Regions from separate parts of the Homo sapiens genome. Here regions 2 and 3 are each linked to region 1. Evidence: chromatin loops called from intact Hi-C (ENCODE). Cell type or tissue: mammary epithelial cell. All regions are shown on one strand.

The links. Hi-C counts contacts between places; a loop is a spot of excess contacts. Peaks named below come from ENCODE experiments on the same cell type or tissue, not always from the same donor. Only the 100,000 strongest peaks of a DNase experiment are listed, where the experiment ranks them.
Region 2: a loop joins it to region 1, with 6 times the contacts of the local background. A loop is called at or near these places in 3 of 110 quality-filtered maps.
Region 3: it touches region 1 in a loop (10-fold over the local background); 2 of 110 quality-filtered maps call a loop at or near these places.

Annotation. Positions count from the first base shown.
Region 1 is chr2:173,026,265-173,028,764 of GRCh38, reverse strand. It overlaps RAPGEF4 (Rap guanine nucleotide exchange factor 4), which reads right to left. Exons shown (of 31, transcript NM_007023.4): 24 at 2,068-2,193; 25 at 1,506-1,684. Among named protein-coding and RNA genes, the nearest start is that of MAP3K20, 48 kb to the left of the region's middle. In mammary epithelial cell, a CTCF peak has its summit at 1,125 (motif pointing left); a DNase peak (open chromatin) is centred at 1,114; H3K27ac peaks cover 648 bases.
Region 2 is chr2:173,158,409-173,160,908 of GRCh38, reverse strand. All of the region lies in intron 2 of MAP3K20 (mitogen-activated protein kinase kinase kinase 20), which reads right to left. Among named protein-coding and RNA genes, the nearest start is that of MAP3K20, 84 kb to the right of the region's middle. In mammary epithelial cell, no CTCF peak of the experiment used is centred here; a DNase peak (open chromatin) is centred at 968; H3K27ac peaks cover 2,332 bases.
Region 3 is chr2:173,123,413-173,125,912 of GRCh38, reverse strand. All of the region lies in intron 2 of MAP3K20 (mitogen-activated protein kinase kinase kinase 20), which reads right to left. Among named protein-coding and RNA genes, the nearest start is that of MAP3K20, 49 kb to the right of the region's middle. In mammary epithelial cell, a CTCF peak has its summit at 1,183; a DNase peak (open chromatin) is centred at 1,272; H3K27ac peaks cover 2,034 bases.

The DNA of each region.
Region 1 (2,500 bases):
CTCATTCTTGTAGATCTCGGATTTAAAAAGTCTACAGTCTTCTTCAGCTGGGCTGTGTAAATAGCTTCTCTACAGGACGGCAAATGTAGCACAGGGCTTAATAATGGTTAAATAACATAAACTAATTTATACTGAAGGCCAAGTCCACCTACTCATTCACCTAAACAGAAGGGAGAGGGATAAGAAAAGCAAAAATATATATATATAAAAAAAAGTCCTGGGTGTTCTGAAAGGCTCTCCCATGTTGCCTCTGTAAAATAACAGGATCAGGCCCCAAAAGATTTTCTGGCTTCCCACATTTGTGTGCAGATTGCCTCTCTCTTCTTGTTGCATTGGGCACTGCCAGGCTAAGGTGAAGAGAGAGAGTGTGCTTCTTCTAACGGGAAAGCACATCTTGTCATAGTTTCCATAATCAGCTCATTCCAAATATGTGAAGGCATTTGTCCCTTGCCATAAGGCTGTGCAGACTACCAGGGAAGTGGCTATACTCTGAACCAGAAATTCACAGGCACCATTTTACCAAGCCTTTCTTAAAATAGCCAGCTTTGCCATATTAACAGATAGCAGCTTTTGAATCCAAGGGATTTGGTATTCTATTGAACCCTCAAGTTGTTGGCAAATAATTCCAGGCATCTGGCAAACTGATATCTATAAAATGTCAAGCAGCCTTTACTTCTTTGTTTAGCCCAGGAAATCAAACTCCATGTTTGATTTTGGGTCAAGAAAATTGTCTAGCTGGGGTCACTTGTGCTCTCAGCCTTCCTGTGTGCTAGAGCTCCCTGCATTTAGAAAGGAAAGAAGTCTCACAGCCATAGGCCACATTTAGCATTTTATTTTTAGCACTGTGGTGATACCAAAAACATGGAAGTAAACAGGAGGTTGTCAGGCATATCTAAATAGCAGGAGAAGATTAAATTCATGTCAGGGAGAACTCTAACTGGCCCCTGTAGTAAAAAAATTGTTTCCCATGAAGTGCTGTTTAATAGAATATTTATAAGATAGATGCTTCTTTTTCTGATGTTTGTAGTGATGATTTTCATGTACCAGGTTAGCTCGCATGCATTTTACCGATTTAATTCTGTCTGGGCTGGATGTGCTGCTGTACATGCATGCTGCACTGCCCTCTACTGGTGAGAATGTGTCATGCTGGACATTGACTTCAAGATCTTTTCAACTGAACTTTCGAAGTATAAGGGAACTTGGTTTACGGAAGGAATTTTAAACTAAAGGAGGCAAAACCGTCTGAGTAGAAAGCAAAGAGCAAAGAGAGGTCACAACTTCGACTCCAGCATCAGTGCTGTAAAGAAGTTAATTTATCTATTGATGTTAAATGCTACAAAATATAGGAGAGATCCATTACAAGAGTTTGGTTATTCCTAAGACCCTGTGTTTGGCCCTCTAGCAGTTCCTAGATCCTGCTTTTCTTTTTAAGGTGTAGTCTAAGAAAACAAAATGAAAACACAGCTCAACATTTTTTTTTCTCTTTCCAAGCTAAATATACTTACTGGGCTGCTATCTTAATAAATTTTTTTAATAGCTGAACACGCTTGCTGAGCTGAGAACAAAGGCAGATCTCAGTGACGACCCAAAACTGAATTTCATTAAATCTCCTCAGGAACAAATCCAAGTTTGCTGTGGTCTTTTTAAAATTATGCCTTCCAAATGTGTGATAGATTAGCTCCAGCTAGAAAATAAAGGAAAACAATTTTGCTTATTTTTTTTTAAATCAAAACACCAGCAGGTTTCTCTATTTGTCAAGACAGTGTTTTACTGGTCAGCAAATGTGAAGTCAATCAGACTTGAAGGGCTTCCATGAGGTTTGTTAAATATATAAATATAAACTAGGTTTTACTGGCTTAATATACACAGGAAGACACGGCATACTGTAAAGATTTTTCTTTAATACTCAAAGGCTTTATAGCATGCTTTATTTATAAGCTCAGTATGCAAAAAAATGGTCATGTGGTTTCCATATTGTAGCACATATTAGCACTTACAAACTAAGCAATGCCAGCAGCCTTTATCCTTGCTATCTCAGCTACTAACACATCTGATCCTGCATCTTACCTCATGCACGCAGTTGAAGAGTTCCCAATCATAAATTGTCATCTGGTATGCTAAATCTTTGGAGCTCATCAGTTCAAAAGTTCCCACTGTTCCAACAGTTGGGCCTTCCTGTTCTGGTAAGGGAGTCTATGAATAATAATGCAAAAACATATCAGAAACTCAACACAGACAAGTATTTAGCACTAAAAGCTTTCAGGAGTTTCTGAGGGGAAAGGATTCTGGAGATGGACGCTTTCAGGAATATCTGGAAACTCTGAGGAGAGATGCCTCTGCTCGCAACGCTAGTTGCTTTAGTGTCGTCTGTAAGTCACCAATCATCATTACCATCAATTCCACTGACTGAAAAATGTGAACCGCGGCAAATAAGATTCAGTGAAGAGTGACCTGCAGAGGTTCTCTTCTCTCACACTCAGGCCTGGGAGGTCCCTGGAAA
Region 2 (2,500 bases), 130 kb before region 1:
TGCTGTGTGCTGACAGATGGACCCCTGGTACTCAGTAGTGGGGCCACATTGCACACAAGCTCCATTCCTAGGCCAGGGCCAGTATCATAAATATCCACAACAAAAGAACCAGGGTCTCCTCAGTGCAGCATACCTCTTATCTTTATCACTACAGAGTCCAGAACTATTGTACTTGGCAGCAGAATGTGAACGCAAGGAGAAATTATTGATTTAGAAACTCCTAAAACAGTATTTACAAATCTATAACGTCAAAACAGCTAGATCTTTCAGGAAAGATGTAGGGAGAACTTCCCTTGCCTGCTAATTGTTTCAGGCTCTGATTATAAAGAAAACGAAGGAGAGTTTTCAATCTCAGTTATCAAAAGTATAAAAGGTTCATGATCCCAGGATCTTGACTGAGTCAAAAACAAAACAAAATGCTGCTTAATTCAGTGCATTTTTACCCCAAGAGTATCATAACCAGGGCTTTTTTTAAATAAAAATAAAAAACTTCATTCTTACCTGTATGACAAGATGGAAAACCAGCCTTTCTATGTCTAAAACTGCTGTGCTACAACTTTAAAAGCAGGCTTGGAGGATTTTCAATCCTGTATATAATCACCAGAGAGTTATACACAGGTCATGCCCTTTGAGTCACTTTGGGCTTAACAAGACCCATTCAGTCACAGTCACATAAAAAGCAGCAAACTTCACAATTCCATAGGTTCTTTTTCAAATGATGCTCTTTAGTATTCAGGGCAATAAAGAAGGATAAATGAACTGAATTCAAACCCATAATAGAATACATCCTATATTCTGAATGATGTTTGACATCATGAAGACTTTTCTTTGGAAGAAAAACAGTTACAAATGCTATGAAAAAAAAAATACACCAGTCATTTCCCCACTCTTCTTAAGCAACTGAGATGGAGTCACCAGTGCTGGGAAGTCTCCTATTGCTCAATGGTATTCCTGGTGTGATGCAGCCGACTCACTGTGTGCAGTCACTTGGGAGGAGCCTGGGCTTCCCTCCAGGGATCTAGAGCTGCTCTCTAGTTAAGTACATACCCAACTAAGGGCAGACTCACCTGGCAGGATAGGAGGGTGGCAAAAACTGGATGAAACAGAGTGAAGATTTAAGACCAGGGATTCAAGAGCTATTTCCAAATCACAAAAAGGCAAAGAGATTTTACATTCTTGGTGTTCACACCAGAATGTCACTGATAACATGAAAAAGTAAGGCCAGGTGTGGTGGCTCACCTCTGCAGTCCCAGCACTTTGGGAGGCCAAGGCAGGCAGATAACTTGAGCTCAGGAGTTCAAGACCAGTCTGGGCAACATAGTGAGACCCTATCTCTACAAAAAATGCAGAAATTAGCCAGGCGTAGTGGCATGTGCCTGTAGTCCCAGCTACTCAGGAGACTGAGGTGGGAGGATCACTTGCACCTAGGAGGTCCAGGCTGCAGTGAGCTGAGACCGTGCCACTGCACTCCAGCCTGGGCAACAAAGATCCAGGAAAAAAAAAAAAGAAGGAAGGAAGGAAAGAAAAGAAAAGGAAAGGAAGGAAAGGAAAGAAAGAAAGAGTAAAATACATTGAAACAACCCGTACTCAGTTTGGGTGACAAAAACACAGACAAGAATTCAGTCGGCTTTCTGTCAAACAACTTATGCAACTTGGTCGAAGCAATCATACGGAAATTATCCCCAAAGAAAATCCCCAAACAAGGCTTCAAATTGGAACTAATGAAGGATTAGGCATCTACGAAATTGAATAGCAATATAACTTAATCAAACATTGGACTAGGTGAGTAAAAATTTAATTCTGTTCCAAAATGGATGGCCCTAAAGCGACCTGGTCACTCTGGGCCTTTTTTCCTTCCTACAAAATGACTTGATTGCACAAAATTGTCATTCAGATCCCTTCATGCTTTACATTTCTATCCATTTTTGTGAAAAAATTAATGTATTATTAACAGCACACAGAGTAGGTGCTCAATAAATATGTGACAAATGGATTGGAGGTAATTAACCATGTTGTATTAGGACAGCCTCTGGAGTCACATAGGCTTCATTACAACGTTGGCTCTGCCACTTACCAGTGAGGTGACTTTGAGGAAGTTATTTAACCTGAGACTCAGTTTTCTCATCTGTAAAAGGCAGACAGTAATCCTACTCCAGTGCCCAGCAAATGCCAGGTTGCTCCACCAATGCTAAGTCCTTTCTCTGACATCTTTCTCCTTCCTTTATAATCAATGATCATTCAGAAGCAAGTCAAGCTTATGAGTAAATTCCTATGTCTTCCATCAATGGATTCCATTTACATATTTTGCTTGTTTTAATTAGCCTCATGTAGTTATTATATTCGACTGTCCTTGTTTACTTATGTTTTTACCTAAATATAGCACTTTGACATTTCCAAAGCATTTATCTTACTTGACTCTCAAAAATGAGATATTGTATTGTATTTAAGTGTTGAGAAAATTGGGTCTTTGATTTGATTTTCTCAAGCTTACTTGCCTAGT
Region 3 (2,500 bases), 97 kb before region 1:
AGGCAGGTGGATCATGAGGTCAGGAGATCGAGACCATCCTGGCTAACACAGTGAAACCCCATCTCTACTAAAAATACAAAAAATTAGCCGGGCGTGGTGGCAGGCATCTTTAGTCCCAGCTACTCAGGAGACTGAGGCAGGAGAATGGCATGAACCCAGGAGGCGGAGCTTGCAGTGAGCTGAGATCGCGCCACTGCACTCCAGCCTGGGCGACAGAGCAAGACTCCATCTCAGAAATAAATAAATAAATAAAAGGAAATAAAGAAAAGAAAGCCTACTGAGAAAACTCTTCTCAGGAATAAAATTTATCTTCCCTTCCAATCCCCAGGGTACTGACATTTTTAGTGTTTGACAAGAAATGCTAGTACATTCAATAAAGTAAAGTTTTATTTAAAAAAAAAACACATCTAACATTTAACTTCACTTCCTATTTTCAAACTGTGAGGTGGAGACTGCTAAGCAGAAAAACACAAGTAAGTAAGGTTGCTCTAAGGATAATCTGAGATCCTTATTTTGCTGTGATGAGCCTGCTCACCAAGCTAAAAAGCTGTAAAACAATATACATTCTTTAGGTGTAGTCCAGGATTCACTGATATACAGTAATGCTCTGAAGACTGAAATACGTACACAAGAACATATTACATAGTTAAAGTGCTTTCTTTTAGAAGATAAGAGATTCTATAAGGGATATATTTAATGGTGGATTCAACATACCTATCTTCCTTAAAATAGGGAAGACAAAATGGTATACCCATTCCTTCTCAGAATGACTAGTACTCTATAAAATGTGCAAGTTGTGGATTAACTGCCTCTCAGTTCCACATCCACACCTTACCCTCCTATGTGGTACTTGAGCTGGACCCTGTAAAAACATCTCTCTTTTGTCAGTTGGTAAAATTTTTATTTTCCTTTTCTTTATTTTCTTTAGAGACAGGGTCTCACTGTCCCCCAGGCTGGAGTGCAATGGTGCAATCATAGCTCACTATAGCCTGGAACTCCTGGGATCAAGTGATCCTCCTGCCTCAGACTCCCAAAGTGCTGGAATTACAAGTGTGAGCCACCATGCCCAACCAGTTGTTGCAACTTTAAGCTTTCTTAATAGAGGCATGGAAGGGTCGTAGCAGAGGAAGGAGCATCTTTCTTGTTTGTTGCTGCTTTTTCTTCCTCTTGACAGTCTGGCTGCCAGCAGAGTGCAGGAGATCCAGTTGAGCTCACCCTTCAGCAAGTTTCCTGGACACCCCAGCAGCTGGATTCCTGTGAACAAGTTCTGGCATGTCACACCCTAATGGGCAGTTTCCTGCTCACCAGCTCTGGCCACAGGCAACCCAGAACTTTTCATGGAACAATTCCAACCTGCGGCACTACATCAAGCCTCACCAGCACCCTAGTAGGTGGCTTCTTGTGAACCAGCTCCCACCCATGGAACCCCAACCAACCCCCACCGCCCCATCATCCATTTGCAGCTGCAGCCTTTCCAATGAGGTCTCAGTCACAGCCCGGGGAGCAGGCCCTCTTCCAATCTGCTCCTTCCTTGGATGCACTTCATCAGGCCTGGAGCTAGTAGCTGTTCTCTGCCTTTGCTATCCCCATATACTTTAGAGTCTCTTTTACCCCATTCAGTAGTCAACCACCTTTTACTAGGCAACAGTTCTCTATACTAATTTTCCTAAATGAACTCTAATACAGAGTTGGTACCAAGTGTGGTTCCTGGTTACAGACCCTCAAAAATATTAATAGAACTTTGGGATTAGTATGGTCATGAGCTTTGACTGGAGGACAGCACCAATCCTTGTCAATGGGATATGGGATGCTGGTAATCCATGGCATAAAGTCCCATCAAAATTAACTAAGCTATCACCTGTGATTAACTGCAATGAAGTGCCAACAGAAACAAGGTCTGGGAGTCAAAGAGGCTGCTGTCCTTGACTGCTATGGCAGTAATGATGAATATAAAGATTGTAGGGTACAATGAATTCTTTTGAGTGCAATGAAGCATCTACCAAAAGAAAATAAGTTGAGGTGTTTTTAACCCCCAGCCCAAGTCTAAGAACCAGAGAGCTTCCACACTAGCTCTAAAAAAATATTTTATTTCCTGTAGTCATAGAGCTACTATTTCCAGAAATAAAAAAAAAAATGTACTGGGTGTGTTGCTGAATTACAACATCAGTTGAATTTACAACCACAGTCTCTCATGTGAAAGTTAGGGTACTGATTAAAAAAGAATGGGACCTGAAACCTGGAAAGGGGAACATCTGGTTGAATTCAAGATGAAACAAACAATTTCAAGCCCCAAAGAAACTCTGAGGTTCCCTTGACCATGGAAGTTGCTTGCCCTCTTATGTCTCAAGAGACTAGCTTTCTTTTTCTGGAAAACTTTTGCTGAGTAGCCTCACCTGGAGTAGATGTCTTTATAAGGGGATGCTCATTCTCCTCAAGATCTCTCATAACCACTCAGTTCCTAAATCTCAACATGCTTCACAGTACACAGCATCACCCAGAA